Regions from separate parts of the Mus musculus genome. Here region 2 is linked to region 1. Evidence: chromatin loops called from intact Hi-C (ENCODE). Cell type or tissue: heart. All regions are shown on one strand. Links, peaks and the distances in the headings refer to the core of each region. The heading gives the core; the rest is flanking DNA.

Region 1 (8,333 bases), core at 26-8,025:
TGTGTAACTCTGGCTAGTCCCAAACTTTCATACCAAGGGTGGCCTTGAACTTTTGATTCCACCAACTTCCAATTGGACTACCAAAGGAGCTACATCCCCAGCTCCCTCCCTTCTTTTGAAGATGAGGTTTTCCTTTGTAGCATAAGCTAGAGTCGAACTCAAATCTTCCTGCCTCAGCCTCCCAAGTGCTAGGATTACGGGTGTGTAGTGCTTACATTCCTACACTACACATGCTTACTTTACCATTTATGGATGACCAGACTGACTGCACACACTTGGCTACCTTTGGGCCAGTGCCATGATTGTGCCCATCCAACCTGAGTCAGCTTCATGAAAATGAAAATGTGTTGTTCCAGTTCTGATGTCCCTCGGAGAATACGAGATACCACCATGAAATGTAAGGAAACAAAATTATGTTTTTCTTCATAGTTTGGAATTGTATTTGTGCCTGGAGGTGTCCATTGTCATGATCAGTGAATAAGTATCAGCCCTCCATTCCAGGAGCCAGTCTCCTGAGCTCTGCTAGCACCATCAAGATAAGAGGACCCATTCCTTCATTTCTTAAATACTTAGCATTCCAACGAAGATTGAAGAAGTCCTCTCCTCTCTTCTCTGAGGATGCTCACCTTCCTGTTCTTTATTAAGGACAGACAAGTTGTGGCATCTCAGGTCTTGACCTTGGCGTTGTGTTCAGCTAGAGATCCCGTCTGTTGGGGGAGTTGAGCCACTGAGTCACGGAGAGGAAATCGCCCCACCACACCTCACCTCATGGCTGAGAAGCCAGACTGAGAAGCTCAGCCGGCTGGAGACCTGTCAGCCCCTGAGAGGACAGGCTGGGCTGGGAGGGTTGCTCCATGCAGATGGTCACCCCATGATGACCTCATCTGCCCCGCTGGTGACTCACCTCCCAATTCTCTCTCCTACCAGCCAAATCTTGCTCATTTGGAGCACCTGAGGGGAATGCCAGCCTTCTGTGTTTGGTGAAAACACATGATTGTGCTATTTTTAAGGACATGACACTGCCTTTCAGGTGGAGACAGGAATCCAGACAACCTTGGCAGATAGGCCCAGGTGAAGGGTGCAAGAAACCTTTTTGTTTTTTTTTTTTTTAAGAAAGAAAGAAAGAGAGAGAGAGAGAGAGAGAGAGAGAAAGAAAGAAAGAAAGAAAGAAAGAAAGAAAGAAAGAAAGAAAGAAAGAAATTGAATCAGAATGGAGACTGCTGGACTGGGCATATAGCTTAGTGACGGTGTGTTCTACCTAGCAAATGGAAGGCTAGGGATTTGACACACACCCCCGCCCCCGGTTTAAAAAAATAAAAATAACAAATGAAGATTACTAATATAACTTTCCCTTTTTCCCAATATATATCATATATTGATATATGTTATATCATATATCAATATCATATATATATGTTTTTTCCTTAAAGAAACCAGTTTCTTTTTTTAAGATTTATTTATTTTATGTATATGAATACACTGTAGCTGTCTTCAGACACACCAGAAGAGGGCATCAGATTCCACTGCAGATGGTTGTGAGCCATCATGTGTTTGCTGGGATTTGAACTCAGGATCTCTGGAAGAGAAGTCAGTTCTCTTAACCACTGAGCCATCTTTCCAGTCCAGGAACTGGTTTCTTGTAATACAGGCTGATATGGAACCTACCTCCTGCGCTAGGGTTACAGGTGCATGCCACCATGCTGTTTCTGGAAGTAGGGATCCAACCCAGGGCTTCATGAATACTAGGCTTGCAAGCACCCTATAGCCTTGTGCACTCTATAGCCTGTGCTACAGGCCCACTCTCACTTTTCAGTGTTAAATGTGCATGTTGGGATCATGACAGCATCCCCAGCACTGTACCACCAACAGCACTGCCTGTCTCTAGTGCTTGCTCTGTTGCTACAAGTGGAACGCCAATGACATCAAACAGGAACTTATCCCCCACCCACTAAGAACCTCTCCTCTGAATCTTTGTCTATACGTATTCGTGTTGCAGGTTTCTCGTGTAAATGAAATCACATGTATGCTAACATCTGTCCTTTGGGTCGGCTTTACTTCACCTGGAACCCCACCTTCAAGTTGCACTCACGTGAAAGCATGTCTCTGCACCTAATTCCTTTCAAGGCTGACTAATATTCCAACATACGAACACAGCTCTTCTTATTTATCAGTTCATCTGTTGGTGAGCATTTGGCTTGTGTCCTGGTGGCTACTGTTGGTAGTTTCATTTTGAGTGCTTGTTTTTTGAGTTGGAACCTTGCTGGATAGCCCAGGTTACACTGCAGTCTCTACCTCCAGGCTGGTGGGTTTTATAGGATTGTGCCACCACAGCAGATTTGAGTCTTTCATTAAAGACATTGTTATCACTAGTAGGTGGAAAGTCTTCTTTGTATAAACCTCCTGGAGTTCACACAGAAATTGGGACCAAGAGGAGCGATTCTGACTACTTCTCAAGGGTACAGCAAAGAAGTTAGATTCTAGGCAGGAAAGCGCTCTCTAAATTCCGAAGTCTCCACAAGGATGTACAACACTGTAGGTACTACTTACTAGCTTAGCCTTTTACAGATAGAGGAAAATAATGAATACAACCATTTAAATACATAGCATGCTTTGGCCAGTGAGGTGGCTCAGCAGGTAACCTGAATTTGATCCCTAGAACCCACTCTGGAAGGAGAGAGTTGGCCCCCCCCCCTGCCCCCCCGCAAGCTGTCCTCAGACCTCCATGGGTGTACATACAAGAATACCTACACACACAGACACAGACACACAGACACACACACAGACACACACACAGAGAGACATGCATGCATGCACAAAATCAATAAATGAAATACGAAATAAAAATATATATAGTACATTTTTGGTGGAAATGTAGTCTCCCCTCCCCCAGCCTGAAACCTGCTTGCTCGGGGTGGAGCTTCCTGCTCATTCGTTCTGCCACGCCCACTGCTGGAACCTGAGGAGCCACACACGTGCACCTTTCTACTGGACCCGAGATTATTCGGCGGGAATCGGGTCCCCTCCCCCTTCCTTCATAACTAGTGTCCCAACAATAAAATTTGAGCTTTGATCAGAATGAAATTGTCTTAGCTCCGTTTCTTTTTTCGCCCCGTCTAGATTCCTCTCTTACAGCTCGAGTGGCCTTCTCAGTCGAACCGTTCACGTTGCGAGCTGCTGGCGGCCGCAACAGAAATGGCTCAAACGAAAGGACTTGTCTAGGTAGGCAATGCACTCTATTTTTCACAAAGCCAACGCCAGTGTACTAAATACTCATTTTTTTTTTTTCCTTCGAGACAGGGTTTCTCTGCGTAGCCCTAGCTGTCCTGGAACTCATTTTGTAGACCAGGCTGGCCTCGAACTCAGAAATCTGCCTGCCTCTGCCTCCCTAGTGCTGGGATTAAAGGTGTGCACCACCATGCCCAGCATTTCTGTATTTCAAAATATGTTTTAGTAAGGGTTATTTTGCTTCTCTAACCCTGAGGTGGTTCACAGACTCCTGATCCAGGCACAAGGTTTCCTCGTGATTGGGGGTTAATAATCTCAAATTTACCAACCCATAATTAGAGATTCGGTGCTTAGTCTTAGGGCAGTCACAGTGGAGCATCAGAGGAAAAAAATCACACATGCTGCATGCCGTATTAGCTGCTGTTCTGGCAGGTGCTCGGTAATGGCTAGAGAGCGGGAGTTGACTTGACTTCCTAGGAGATCGCCCACGAACTGGATAGTTCCTCGGAAAAGGTGACAGCAGCACTTGAGTCATGGCGAAGACGAAAGGAGGTCTTTTACCCGTGTAACTTTGCAAGTTACACCCTGACCGCTTAACAAATGTTTACTTAAGCGAATTAATACTAACACTGCCTTCGATAAGAGCTGATGAGGTCGGGAAATCTTAGAGAGTCCTAAGAAAATTGGGGAAAGAAGCCGACAAGAGGAGAAGCAGGAAGAAGAGGAGAGGGAAGAGGGGGAGGAGGAAGAAACTTTTGCTAGCTAGCCACGTGCTTTCAAAGCTTTTCTCTGGACTAAGACGCCTCCAGCTTTGAAATCGCATCACAGAAATTGGTTCCCTCATCCCTCCCACCCATCCCTGGGGCCAAATTCAGGGACCCGTGGCTGCTGTTTTCCTTGACCCAGCACCCCACACAGTCAGTGTTTTCCTGAGTCGGCCATGCCCCGGTCATTTCTTGTGGGCGAATTGGCCTCTCCGGGGCTGTCAGGATGCTGTTCGTCTCCATGACAACAGCGTGTGCGAATGAGGAGATGCAGCATACTGAGTGGTGTCATCCTAAGAAACCAACCCCCACCACTCCCACACTTCTGGGGCCCGGACCGCAGGAAGTGGAATTCTTCTGGGAAAGAGGCTGACGTCGCTGGTGGCCAGGCCCCTGCCCCAGCCCCAGCAGGCGCTGATGCAAGCGCAGCCCGCCAGTGGCAGGCAATCCCCAAGGACCTGGCGCAGCTCTGTGTCTTGTTCCTTTCCGGCCACCCCGCCCAGTTTTCTCTTTGGAGTAAATAGCTTCTGGGTGGTTTCTCACCCAAAGACGCAGTGCAGGTGGGGACAATGTGTCTTTCCTCAAACCAAGTCTCTGTGGCTCTTCCCAGATTGGGATAGGAGGAATCTGAATACCCAGACTGGCCATTTTTGGGTCAATATGGAAGGCGTCCAGAGCTCCTTCTCTCACTTGGACCGCCCAGGTGGCCTGGGATACCAATGTCAGCTGGTGCCAAGGAAACCGCCCGGATCACGAGGGATCCTTGTGGACCGATCAGGAGTCTGTGAACCGCCTCGGGGTTAGAAGTGGTCCAGCCATGGCCGGTCTCCATCGCCCTCTTCTGGGCAAAAAGGAGAATCGTTCTAAAATTCTGTCTGGGACCTCCCAGACCTTTAGAGAGGGCTAGGAGAGTTGGCAGGGCTGGGGTGCGACAGATGTCTCCACAGTAAAACAGATCAGGAAATGGAGGCCCAGAGAGGACAGAGATATGCCCATAGTCTCTCAGCCACGCTAGGAACTAGTCAGGACCAGAATTTGCGTTTTATGTTCACCGCACAATCTGTTTTTGCTGTTTTAAGATTTTAAGACAGGGTCTCTCTTTGTATTAGGGGAGAGAGGGAGAGAGGGAGGGTAAAGGGAGGGAGTAGAGAGAGACAGACAGAGACAGAGAGAAGAGACACAGAGACTAAGATATAGAGGGAGAACTGATCTAAAGGTCAGAAAACAGTTTGTTAGATTCAGGTCTCTCTTTCCACCGTGTTCGTCTTAGGAATTAACTCAGGTCAACAGGCAAGGTGTCAAGACTTTACCTGTAAAGCCATCTCCCATCCTGCATCCTAGAATTATAGCCATGGATTCCGCAACACCTAGATTACTACTTTTAAATGAATTGTGCTGGGGTGTGTGTGTGTGTGTGTGTGTGTGTGTGTGTGTGTGTGTGTGTGTGAGAGAGAGAGAGAGAGAGAGAGAGAGAGAGAGAGAGAGAGAGTTTCTATGAAGTTTGTGCATGTAGGATGTAGGTGGCTGTGCAGGCCAGAAGGGGGCGTCAGATACCCTGGACCTCTACAGGAGCCATAAAAGTGCTCTTAACCAATGAGTCATTTCTCCAACCCCAAATTAGAGATACTTTTAAAACTTTCACAGTTTTAATTTCTACTACCGCTAAGATGTAACCCACTCAATGAAGCTTATCTGGGCACTCAAGTATTTAGAGTGGAAATGAGTTTTAATCCTGAAGCCTGCGGTGTAGGGTGGCTCCCTCTCTGTCAGTAATACTGTCCTCTTTTAATCACAATTGCTCTCATAGAGGACATTACTTGTTTTATTTTGAATGTGTTTAGTACTTTGTGAAAAAGCAGATTTGGGTTCTGTGGGCCTGAGGTGGGGCTGCAGCTCTATATTTCTAGCAAGTTTCCAAACAGCTACTGATCTGGAACCCACATTTTGAGAACTGAGCTTCTAGACTTTGGTCTACATGCTAAAATTAATGCCTATGTCTGTTCTGTGTTAGCAATGAGAAGGTTTCCACAATTAAGCTGAGAGTGGAGGGGGTGGGGAGAGAGAGAGAGATATGCTGGAAAGAAAAATGGTATAAAGGCTATGAAGAAGTAGGAGCCAAATGCTGAAAGTTACTGACAGGAGACATTAAACTTACCTCAGTTACAGATCTATAAAAAACTAGGGTCTTTCCCAGGTCTCAAAGCACATACTGAGTAGTTGAATGGTGAGAATTTCACATGTCCAATGCAAAAAGAAAAAAAAAAGCCTAAAAAAGACAACACAATTTGCACAGAGGCTGGGAGTGTGGCTCAGGTCCTGAACACCTGCTTGGGATGCATAAGGTCCTGGGTTCGCTCCCCCAACGCTTTAAAAACAACCCAAAACTTCCTAGGGGGTGGTTTGTGGGGGATTTCTCAATATGCCATGTAACTTTTTGGTTTTCAGTGAGGTGGAAAATATCTTAAAACCAAACTGTCACTGCTTCTGCTATCTAAATTGGGGTGTTAATAAAATTTACATCAGCGGAAAAATGAAGCTCTACCCTGGGTCTTTCTGCTTACAGAATGGAAGAAAGAAGACCAGATGGTTTGGCTTCCAAGGAAGGAGCCATAAACCCAGATGTGTCCAGACATCGAGGTGGCTTGTGCCAACCAGAGAGGCTGGCGGTTCTGTCGAAAAGATCCTCATTTTCTGTCACAGGGACAGCCACCACTCAACTTTCCCCTGTGGCTACCATGTTTGACTGAGGATCTCGTGTTATTGAGTCTTTCAGTATTGGTGTGTGTGTGTGTGTGTGTGTGTGTGTGTGTGTGTGTGTGTGTGTGTGTAAACCAGAGGGTAACATTGGGTATCATTCTTCAGGTATGGTCTACCTTGTTTATTTGATCAAGTCTCTCACTGAACCTGGGGCTCAAAACTAGGCTAAGCTGGCTGGCCAGCAGTCCCCTGGGATCTGTCCTGTTTCCCAGGAAGCACTGGGATGATGACCTGCACCTGGCTTTTAATGTAGGCTCTGGGGTTTGAACTCAGGTCTTTATGTATGCATGAAAGCACTTCACACAGTGAATGAGCTCTCTTCCCTGTGTCAGTGCATCTCATTTCTTGACAGGAGCCTGAAACCAAGATTATACATAAACTGTAGTAATTTATTCAATGTTTAAACTTATTTATTTAAAGCTAGAATTTCACTATGTAGCCTGGTTTGACATGAAATCACTATATAGACCAAGCTGGTCTCAAAAAAAAATCACAGAGACTGGCTTACCTCTACCGTCTCAGTGCTAGGATTAAAGGTATGTGCCAACACACCTGTGTAATGTTATTTATTTATTTGTTTGTTTGCTTGCTTATTTGAGACAGTGTTTTGTCTTGTAATGATACTGTGTTGACCAGCGTATAAACTTACAACATGACCACTCCATAGTATGGTTAAGGGGAAGGGTTTTTTTATTCTGTTTGGGTTTCTAGTTTTATGAGACAGGGTTTCTCTGTGTAGCCCTGCCTGTCCTGGAACGCACTCTGTAGACCAGGCGAGAGAGAGAGAGAGAGAGAGAGAGAGAGAGAGAGAGAACAAGAGGAAGATAAGAAGAAAGCAGGCAAGAAGGAACAGGGTCCACATAGTAGGGTTATAAGGAAAATGAGAAGGGGGGGGGAGGGAAGCCCATGAATTTGGGAAGTTTAGGGTAGCTGGGAAGTGAGAAGAGCTGTGGAGAGGCAGAATGCCACCAGAGATGTTGAAATGTGTCACAGGTACTTGGGTGCTGAGGGACCCTGGAGGACAGCGTGTGCTTTGGCATGATATTCAGTAGCCATTTGTCCCTTCTGCTCGTGATAAGGAAAATAATCCCTTTTGGTAGAGTGGAACCAGCTTCACAGGGTCCTGGGGAACTAAGTGCCAGAATTTGGGGAAATGTTTCCTTTGAACCTGGTAGCCAGAACTCACAATCCCCATGCCCCAGTGCACTGAGATTGCCGCTGCTGTGTCAGATGAGCAGATTCGGTTTTGGTGTAGAAATCAAATTTTCTCTCAGCCCCCACCTCGTGTGTGTGTGTGTGTGTGTGTGTGTGTGTGTGTGTGTGTGTGTGTTTTCGTTCAGACATTTTTTAGCCAATCACTGAGTATTCTCCAACGCAGAGAATCCCTAAATAGAACAGGAGGTGCTAAGAGGTTTGCAAGTTCAAATGAAAAGATTTGACTATTTTTGTGGGAAAGAACAATCTGAGATGGACCTTGGAAAACAGAGAAATACAAAGCAAAGCAAAACAACAACAACAACAGCAACAACAGCAACAGCAACAGCAACAATAAACCCAACCCAAACCAAACCAAACAGAAGGAGGGAG
Region 2 (8,333 bases), core at 49-8,048, 180 kb before region 1:
GACCCAGAGTGTGGCAGGAGGGTGTGGAGGGCAACAGCTGGTGGGCAAGCCTAAGCACAGCAGCCAGCAGACGGAAGGCCACATGGTGACAGAAGAGCCAAAGGGAGCTTCCTTGTAGTCCCATCCCTGTGGGAGGTACCTTGGCTGCCAGCTAATGGTCACCGGTCACCAAGCCATCTTGATTTTAATAGCTTCCTATGTGGAAAAAAAACAAAACAAAACAGTATCTTCCCCTTTCTCTAGTATCAGTGGTGTTTCTGTCAATTCAGAGAAATGGTCTTAGAGTTGTGGGGTTACTCTCGGTTCACTAGTAGACCTGACCTTCGGTTGCAACCCCAATGGTAAGTAGTGCTGTGACTCAGAAGTCTGGAGAAACTTGCTTTCTTCTGTTCCCTGCCCCCTATAATACATATGCAGCTTAATATATAGAAATGATGTCATCTTTGTCATAGGCAAGCTATGACTGCTGTGACCTCATATAGCCCCTGGCAGCATAGAAATAGATAGATAGATAGATAGATAGATAGATAGATAGATAGATAGATAGATAGATAGATAGATAGGGCTGCCTTTTCTCATAGGAACTCCAGTCATGGTAGTAGCCTAAGGAGTTTTGTTAATCTGGATCTCCATATGTGTTTCCACAGTTATATGCATGCCCTTTTATATAATTTCTACACCAGTGGCTTTGTTCTGTGCCCACCAAACTGAGGATTTGTGCTTGTGTAAGGTTAAGGTGATACTATTGGGTAGGAATTCACTATGAATTTTCTGCCCAGGAGGATGTAAATACTACATAAGTGGGGACATTAGAGGTAAGAGACAAAATATATGATTCCCAGAAAGATACAGTTGCCCTTTTTTCTGCTGTATTCAAGGGAGAAGACTGAATTCTTGAATGTTAGAAGCACAAAAAAAAAAAAAAAAAAAAAAAAAAAAACATTAAAAGGAAAGGTGTTTTGTTTAAAAAATGAATGATGAATTTCTTTTCCTAACTAAACACAGATTCACTTATGTATCTTGAAATTCCACCTCATAATCTTAGATACCCCCCCCCCAGAAGTGTTTCTGAGTGAACTTCATAGACAGTAGGGTGACTGGATAGAATATCCTGGGCTATTCTGAGTGCCTCTCCTCCATGGTAGCATGTGATAGACAGGTTATTTCTATCCTGCCGATGAAATGAGCCATTTCAAACCAGATTAGATCATGTACGCAGGGTTATGGGGAAGCTGCTCTCAGGTGAGTTCACCGGCCCCAAGAGGGGGAGGGGGAGGGAGGGAGAGGGAGGGAGAGAGGGAGAGGGAGAAGGAGAGAGAGAGAGAGAGAGAGAGAGAGAGAGAGAGAGAGAGAGAGAGAGAGAGAGAGAGAGAACACGAGAACAAAATATCTGGATTATATAGGAAGAACCTCTGGGGGAAAGGCAGCTCAGCTGGAAAATTCAAGGTTGCCAGCTGGGTGTGCCAAATTAGGACTGAAGGATGCTGGGAGAACCTGAAGGCCAGATCTGCTTTGATATGTAAAATACTTGTCCTGGTGCGGTAAGCCAAACATTGGGGTCACCTAGGACCCAGCAGTGGCTAAGGAGAATGTGTTTCCCCAGGTGACCTGAACAGCGGCTAGAGTACACTGGCAACAGCAGGGCTGATTGGATAGCGGTTGCCTGTCCTAGGTTATCATTAATCACCCTCCGGTGCAGCATCTCGCCCATCCTATACCTAGCAGAATATAAACACTTCACCAATGAGAACTCAGCCGGGTAAAGCAGCCTCTGCAGGGTCACACAGCTGGACCAGAGCTGCTGGGCCCCAGTTCAGCCTCAAGTGGCCCCACCCACACATCTAGGTTCCCTTGCAAGTGGGGGGGGGCAGTCTGTGCACCTGCACACAGCCCTGGGGTCAGGAGCCTGCAGCCTTTGTCATCTGGCTGCTTCATCTCCCTAGTGGTGTGGAATTAATCACTTTTTAAAAAGGCAGAAAAGGCCCCATGGGGGGGGGGGGGTAGGAAGGAGAGCCGGAAAGAGGATCTCCTGGGTAATGCTGGCTGGCTAATGCATAAATCAGCAGGCCTTGAGCTTTGTGGTTAGATGGGGTTTAATGCTCAAAGCTGTGCATAGCCAGCCTGGCTCCCAGGTGACCACCTCAAGTGCTAGAGAGTGTCCATATGACAGAAGTAGGGCAGGGAGTGTACAGCTCTGGTAAAGAATTTATCTGACATATATGATAAACACCTCTACCACCACTTACACTTGAGACACCGAAGCATAGTCCTTGGTGGCCAGATCTGGTTGGGGGAGAGAGGAGTCTAAGAGCAAGAAGGGAGAGGAGCCATCAGAACCACCAGGCGGACCAGCTTCCACACCCAGGTGACTCAGGCCCTGCGCTTCACCCAGTGACAATCAGACAGGAGAATGTCTGCTCTGACAACCCTTAAGCCCCACGCTGACTGGCTGACTCTTTCTCACCGCTGTGAACTCTTTGTTAATCCTCTCTCAGGTAGTGGAGAGTGTCTGCCCAGCAGGGGAGGGACTCTTGCTTTGCATTCTTGGTAGAGGCTTTCCTTAAGAGCCTAATGCAGTCTGTATCAGAAGCTAGGTGAGAATCTTTTTTTTTTTTTCTTCCTGAAAAGGTCTGGTCAAGGAATGTTCCAAGCAAATAAATTGTGTTAACAAAGTATACAGTACAAAAGGTCTCTGAGGGACCACGGTGAGAAAACTGGGAAGCGAGAGGAGCGCTGGCCTCAGCCTGTTTGTCTGTAGTCGATAAGAAGACACAGGAAGTAAACAGAAAGCTACTCTTAGCAAGGTTAAGAGATCAGAATGGGGAGTAAGTGCCCGCCTCTGCGTGGGTGTCACTCCCTTCTGTCTTAAAGCAGAACTGGCCCAAGTTGTGCACTTTGCTTGACCTGAAGGAGTGCCTGCACTCTGGAGTCTGCAGACAGGCAGTGTCTCCAGTGGTGTCTCCAGTGCAGGGACAGTGCTTCTTTCTGCCAAGGGTAGTCCAAGGACTGGCAGGGAGACTCTTCGTGGATAATACCTAGATAAATCAAGGTTCTGGGTGGCTGTGGAGCAAGGGCTGCCCAGCATAGGGAAATGCATCTCAAATGTCACAGCCACAGGGGAGACTCCAGGAGGGAAATGAGAATGAGAGCCCATGTGAGGTATATAACTGAGAGACACAGCCTGGCAGGATATGCAGCCAGCTCCACCCTGACCTGTCTTACCTGAGTTTTGACAGACTCCGCTTTGTCCCGGCATTGGAAATGTGACAGTGACATCCCATTGCTCCATTCAAGCATACAGTTTGGACTTTGATTCTGGAAATCAAGGGAGGATGCTAGGAGGAAGGGAGTGTCTCGATAAATTCCTGGGGCAGCGATATCAGTGTTTCGGTCCTCAGTGCCATAGCAACAACTTTGTGCCTAACCTGGGAGGCCATATGCATTGGTGAAAAGCCCTGAGCTCCTATACGGGAGGAGACAGCCTGTGCTGCCCTCTAAATACCATTCCCAGAATGCCCCCTGGAGCGAGGTTACACCACGTCCAAGTTCAAGAATATCAGGGTGAAAGAGAAGTGGAGAGGGATTTGGCCACTGCCTTCTCAGGGGCTGGAAACTGTGTGTCAGCACCATTCAGTGCACCTCCCAGCCAGCCAGCCAGCCAGCCAGGCTCTGACCCCACCCGCTGGGCTTGAGCTTGGGTTCCTGTCCGTGGCAGCTGCACAAAACATTTGCTGAGCTTATGTTTCCCCACCTAACTTCATAACATGTTCTGTCCTCTGGTGTAGAGGGGGTGGGGCCACCCCCCTCCCTTCCTGTGCACTTCATGGACACCTTTCTGGTGCTGGGATGTACTCGGCATCAGGCCTGCATTTCTGCATACAGCTCTAGCATGCTCTGCATCTTCCCCAGTCTGTATGTTACAGCCTTTCTGACAGAAAGTAGAGCCCTAAAGGATCTGAGATGCTGAAGGGGAACATGGGGAGTGGAGCCACCTGACTGGTCTTCCAGGCCGCAGAGCGTCAGGGTCACACCAACAAAGGTTGGATAGAGCCACGGAGAGAGTGTTCACCACCCAAGAGAGCACATGCTTATATGCGTATAGTAAATATTTACTTACACATCACCCAACAAGACAAAGCTAATAAACAAAAAGAAAAAATATATACCCAGCCCCCCTCCCATTTTTTTTCATCCATCACACAGTCCACTGGGCTGCCACCCATTCAGGCAACATCTGTAACTCCTTTGCCCTAACTCCTGCATTCATTCCTGATGGTTCCAAATACCAACTTTGTCTGATATAACCACTTAGTAGTATCATGTTGCTACCACAGTATACAGCCATATATACACATACTATATATATATATATATATATTTGATAAACAGGTATAAGAGATATAAAACTCAACCTGTAAAATACTCTGAAATGGACTGTCTTTATCAAGTGCACACAATGGAAATTAAAAACCTGTCTTTTTATAGTGAATGCCTGCAGGGAACATGGGGAAGGGAAAAGACTTGGGTACCACCTTTCAAAGTGGCATCAGGGGAGACTCGGGCTTGTGAATATTTAGAGAGTAGGATAGGTGATTTGGAGAGGATGGGGGAGCCTGCATGTGATATGCATTCTTCAGAGGTGGCACCATCCCTGCACACCACTCTCAGGTCAGTAGGTACAGACCAGCTCTTCAGTTCCTTGAGAACTGTGGGCAGGAAGACTGGTAGTGTGTTCCTAGCCTGCCCTCAGAATAGCTACAAAGCAATGATCCTGAACAAAGCTTATCTTGAGTTTTCTGTTCTGTCAACCCAGCTGAAAGAGCTCAGAAAGCACACCATGGCACATGAGACAGCTATTAGCTCTGTGTGTGTGTGTGTGTGTACTTGTATGTGGGTTCACGTGTGTTGAGACACGGTCTGTGTAGTCCTAGCTGGCCTTGAACTCATAAATATCTTCCTGTCTCTGCCTCCCAAGTGCATATGCCACCACACCTAGCTCTGTGTCTGTGTCTGTTCAAAGGTGAATGAACGGAAGGACTTTCTGCTGGTTGGGGGAAAAGATTTTAGAACCTTGGTTATCAGATTAGGCATCAAAGCAAAGAAGAAAGCACTGGATTCAGTCAACCATGTCAACGTTAAAAACTTACAGACTCTAGAAAGAATCAAAACTGCTGAAAATTGTCACGGTCTCCATCTCCAACTCCAGGAATGTTCTGGTCAGCCCTTAGCTGGTGAAAACTGCAAGGGAAGCCGCCTTAGCAGCAGGTCAGAAGCCAGCTTGGATGCTGGATTCCAGAAAAGTGTGACTTTTGCCAGATTGTCTCTTATTAACAGTCTCAAAGGGGGCCAGTCCTGCCTTGCCTGGCACAGGCTGCTGGCCTACCTCCTTCTCCTCCCTGACCTCTGGTTTGCTCAACGTGGCAGCCTCGGGTGCCCAGGACCCAGGCAAGTCACTCCCAGTGCTGAACTCTGCCTTCTCACAGTCGCTATGGGTGCCCAGGGAACACTCCACCTGTGGCCCCAGACTGACTTGAAAGGGTGATTCTGCAGCTGGCCGTGGATGGGAATTTCATCAGAACTGGGTGCGGTTCTCTCTGCTGGCACGAGCTGGTCTTTGTTGTGCTGTATCATCCAAGAACAACTATTAACTAAGTCTAGGAACGGTAACAGGTCATCACAGCCCAGCTGGAGATTATATAATGTGCCTGTTTCAGTCATGTCATTCCGAGCACACAAACGGCCAGACTCCCACCTCAACTTGTAAGCAGCATGGACAAACCTCTGGTCAAAGAGAAAAACAGAGGCTCCAAAACCTTATCGCACAAAAAGAAAGTAATTTAGGTAGGAGTCTTGATATCTAGATTACAGCATTGCCTCCATGTGAGCTATGTGACCTTGAGCAAATGACTTTTTATTGATTTATAATGCTTTTATACAATTACCATCCATTTTAGGGGACACATTCACAGCTACTTGATCCTTATTGTCACCAAGTGCAATAGCTAGTAAGCTCTTGAGAGAGAGAGAGACAGAGACAGGGAGAGAGACAGAGAGGCAGAGACAGAGAGACAGAGAGAAGAAAGGAAATCCTGAGCTAAATGAGCTGACTCACTCTGTCCTGTGTGGATAGAGAAAGTCACACCTCTAACTCTGCCTAGCTTTTGATCCAGGCCTTTGCTCTTTCTACTGTCACAAATCTGTGGTAGACGTGTATAGAAGTGGTGAAAAAGCAACATCTGTGGTTTAGGTTGACTGGATTCTCATTGGTAGCTTCTTTGAGGTAGCAATGAAATTCCAGGTAGAAGATATCTCTCTCGCTCTCTCGCTCTCTCTCTCTCTCTCTCTCGTTAAATTTTTCTCAACAATTTTAGGTTTATAGAGAAATGGAGCAGGAAGCACATTTTCCCATGTATCGAGTCTCACCTCCTCCCTTTCCTGTCTTTCCTTCCTTCTTCCTTCTCTGCAGTTAACCCAATTAAAAGTGTGCATTCCTGAGGATATAGCTATAACTATGTACAGAGAGATCAGCAGCAGCACACACACAGATCCTGTGACGCTGTTGTGAAAGTCATAGTTTGTGTTGGGAGGACTGCTCTTGCTGTTTGAGACGCATCCAGTGTTTTCTGACAGGCATGTGGTTTGGAATTACGGAATCACACAGGCTAGCTTCACTGCCCTAAAACCTCTGGACCTCGTGTGCCTCTCCCTCAGAGCCTGTGGCATCCACTGAGTTTACCAAGTTGGAATATACTTTCCAGGGGGGTTTAATGTATAAATGTGAAAGTCATGGAGCATAAAGAACAAATGCACTTTAAAGAATACTTTACTTTCTTCTTCAGCGTAAATGACCCAGCCTTGCTCACCAAAGAGACAATTGATTCCAAGTCTGCTGGGTACCCTACATGTCCTCTTTGTCAAAATAAGTGTTATGTTCCGTCTCCCTCCGCCCTCTAAGCATTCTGCGGAGTTGAAGACTGAACTCCAGTGTGTTTCTGGCCTCTCGGTTTCTAGTGAGCCAAAAGACACAGAGTTGCAGCTACCATCTGAGCTGAAGATAGTCTTGACTTCTAGAATCTTCCGAAAGGGATTACTTGGGGGCAAAGCAAGAGTTCCATTTTCTAGATCTTGCCTTCTCTTCCATGACCCATCTGTTTTACCCTTCACCCAACTCCCAAGTCCTCATGTTCTCATGAGACTTTCTATAGAAGAACAAAGGGTTTGGTAAGTAACCTGCTCTACCACATGCCTGTCAGAAAACACTGGATGCGTCTCAAACAGCAAGAGCAGTCCTCCCAACACAAACTATGACTTTCACAACAGCGTCACAGGATCTGTGGTCTGCTGCTGCTGCTCTCTCTGTACACAGCTATAGCTATATCCTCAGGAATGCACACTTTCAATTGGGTTAACTGCAGAGAGGGAAGGGCTCCCTCTCAGGAGGCCATGGGTTCTCTGGAGTCTTTCTCAGAACAGCTCCTCCACTTGAACCTGGGAAGAAAAAAACACCTGCCTCTCAGCATTGGCAACCCCTGCCTCTGCTCTCCCTCTCCCTGGCTCTGCTCCCAGCCCCCCTCCCAGCCTTCCCCTCCACACATACACACATACACACACTCTCCCTCTTTCCAGTCAAGGATGTGTTGAAGTGGCTGGTCAGTGCCACCCCCGTGTCTAAAACTTGAGTGTTTGCCTTTGTAGGGACTTTTCCAACCTTACCTAGAAAAGAACTAACCAGAACTTCAGCACTTGTGGTTAGCCTGCTTCCGGCTGTGGCTTCAGTTAGTCTGTGTGCTCTGACAGAGGAAGTATTTGCAACGATGGGAAGTGCATGACTGGATTGTGGGAGGACCCGGGCAGACGGTGCCTCATAGCATTGGCATGTGAGATGCCAGCAGCAAGCTGACTGAGGAAGGCGAAGAGGGATAGCAGACCCAGAGTGGCAGATGCCATGTGATACCCACCCCCCCACACACACACACACACAACCACACACATTCCCCACAGTGTAAACTCACTTAGAAACAGGATGTCATGGTCAAGGATGGCTTTTCCAAAAATGCAAGCCAGTGGCACGCTTTTGATCCTGAGTAGACTTTAGGGCAAGAGTCTGCAAATATGGCTAGATGCATGGGTGACAGAACTTGTGGATAACAAGCTAGTAATGGCATTAAAAGCCCAAGGCTTCACATACACACACACACACACACACCTTCACTGCATTGCAGTATTCTGAACATTTTCTTTTCAGATTGATTCCCCATGTAGATTGGAACCCTCTTGATGAAGAACCCCAGCCAGCAGGAGCTTATCCATCTTATTGAGCCACATGCAAAAAC

What was found. A loop is a pair of places that touch in the nucleus more often than their neighbours do. Peaks named below come from ENCODE experiments on the same cell type or tissue, not always from the same donor. Only the 100,000 strongest peaks of a DNase experiment are listed, where the experiment ranks them.
Region 2: it touches region 1 in a loop (2.6-fold over the local background); 1 of 42 quality-filtered maps calls a loop at or near these places.

Annotation. Positions count from the first base shown.
Region 1 is chr6:108,705,336-108,713,668 of GRCm38, forward strand. No RefSeq gene overlaps it. Among named protein-coding and RNA genes, the nearest start is that of Gm35359, 22 kb to the right of the region's middle. In heart, for the core only: CTCF peaks have their summits at 4,827 (motif pointing left) and 5,563 (motif pointing right); DNase peaks (open chromatin) are centred at 4,366 and 4,736; H3K4me3 peaks cover 1,306 bases; H3K27ac peaks cover 819 bases.
Region 2 is chr6:108,529,335-108,537,667 of GRCm38, forward strand. All of the region lies in intron 60 of Itpr1 (inositol 1,4,5-trisphosphate receptor 1), which reads left to right. Gm44040 (a long non-coding RNA gene) reads right to left here and starts at 6,421. Exons shown (of 2, transcript XR_003956493.1): 1 at 1-6,421. In heart, for the core only: no CTCF peak of the experiment used is centred there; DNase peaks (open chromatin) are centred at 2,287, 2,837, 3,667, 5,577 and 1 weaker place; H3K27ac peaks cover 2,096 bases.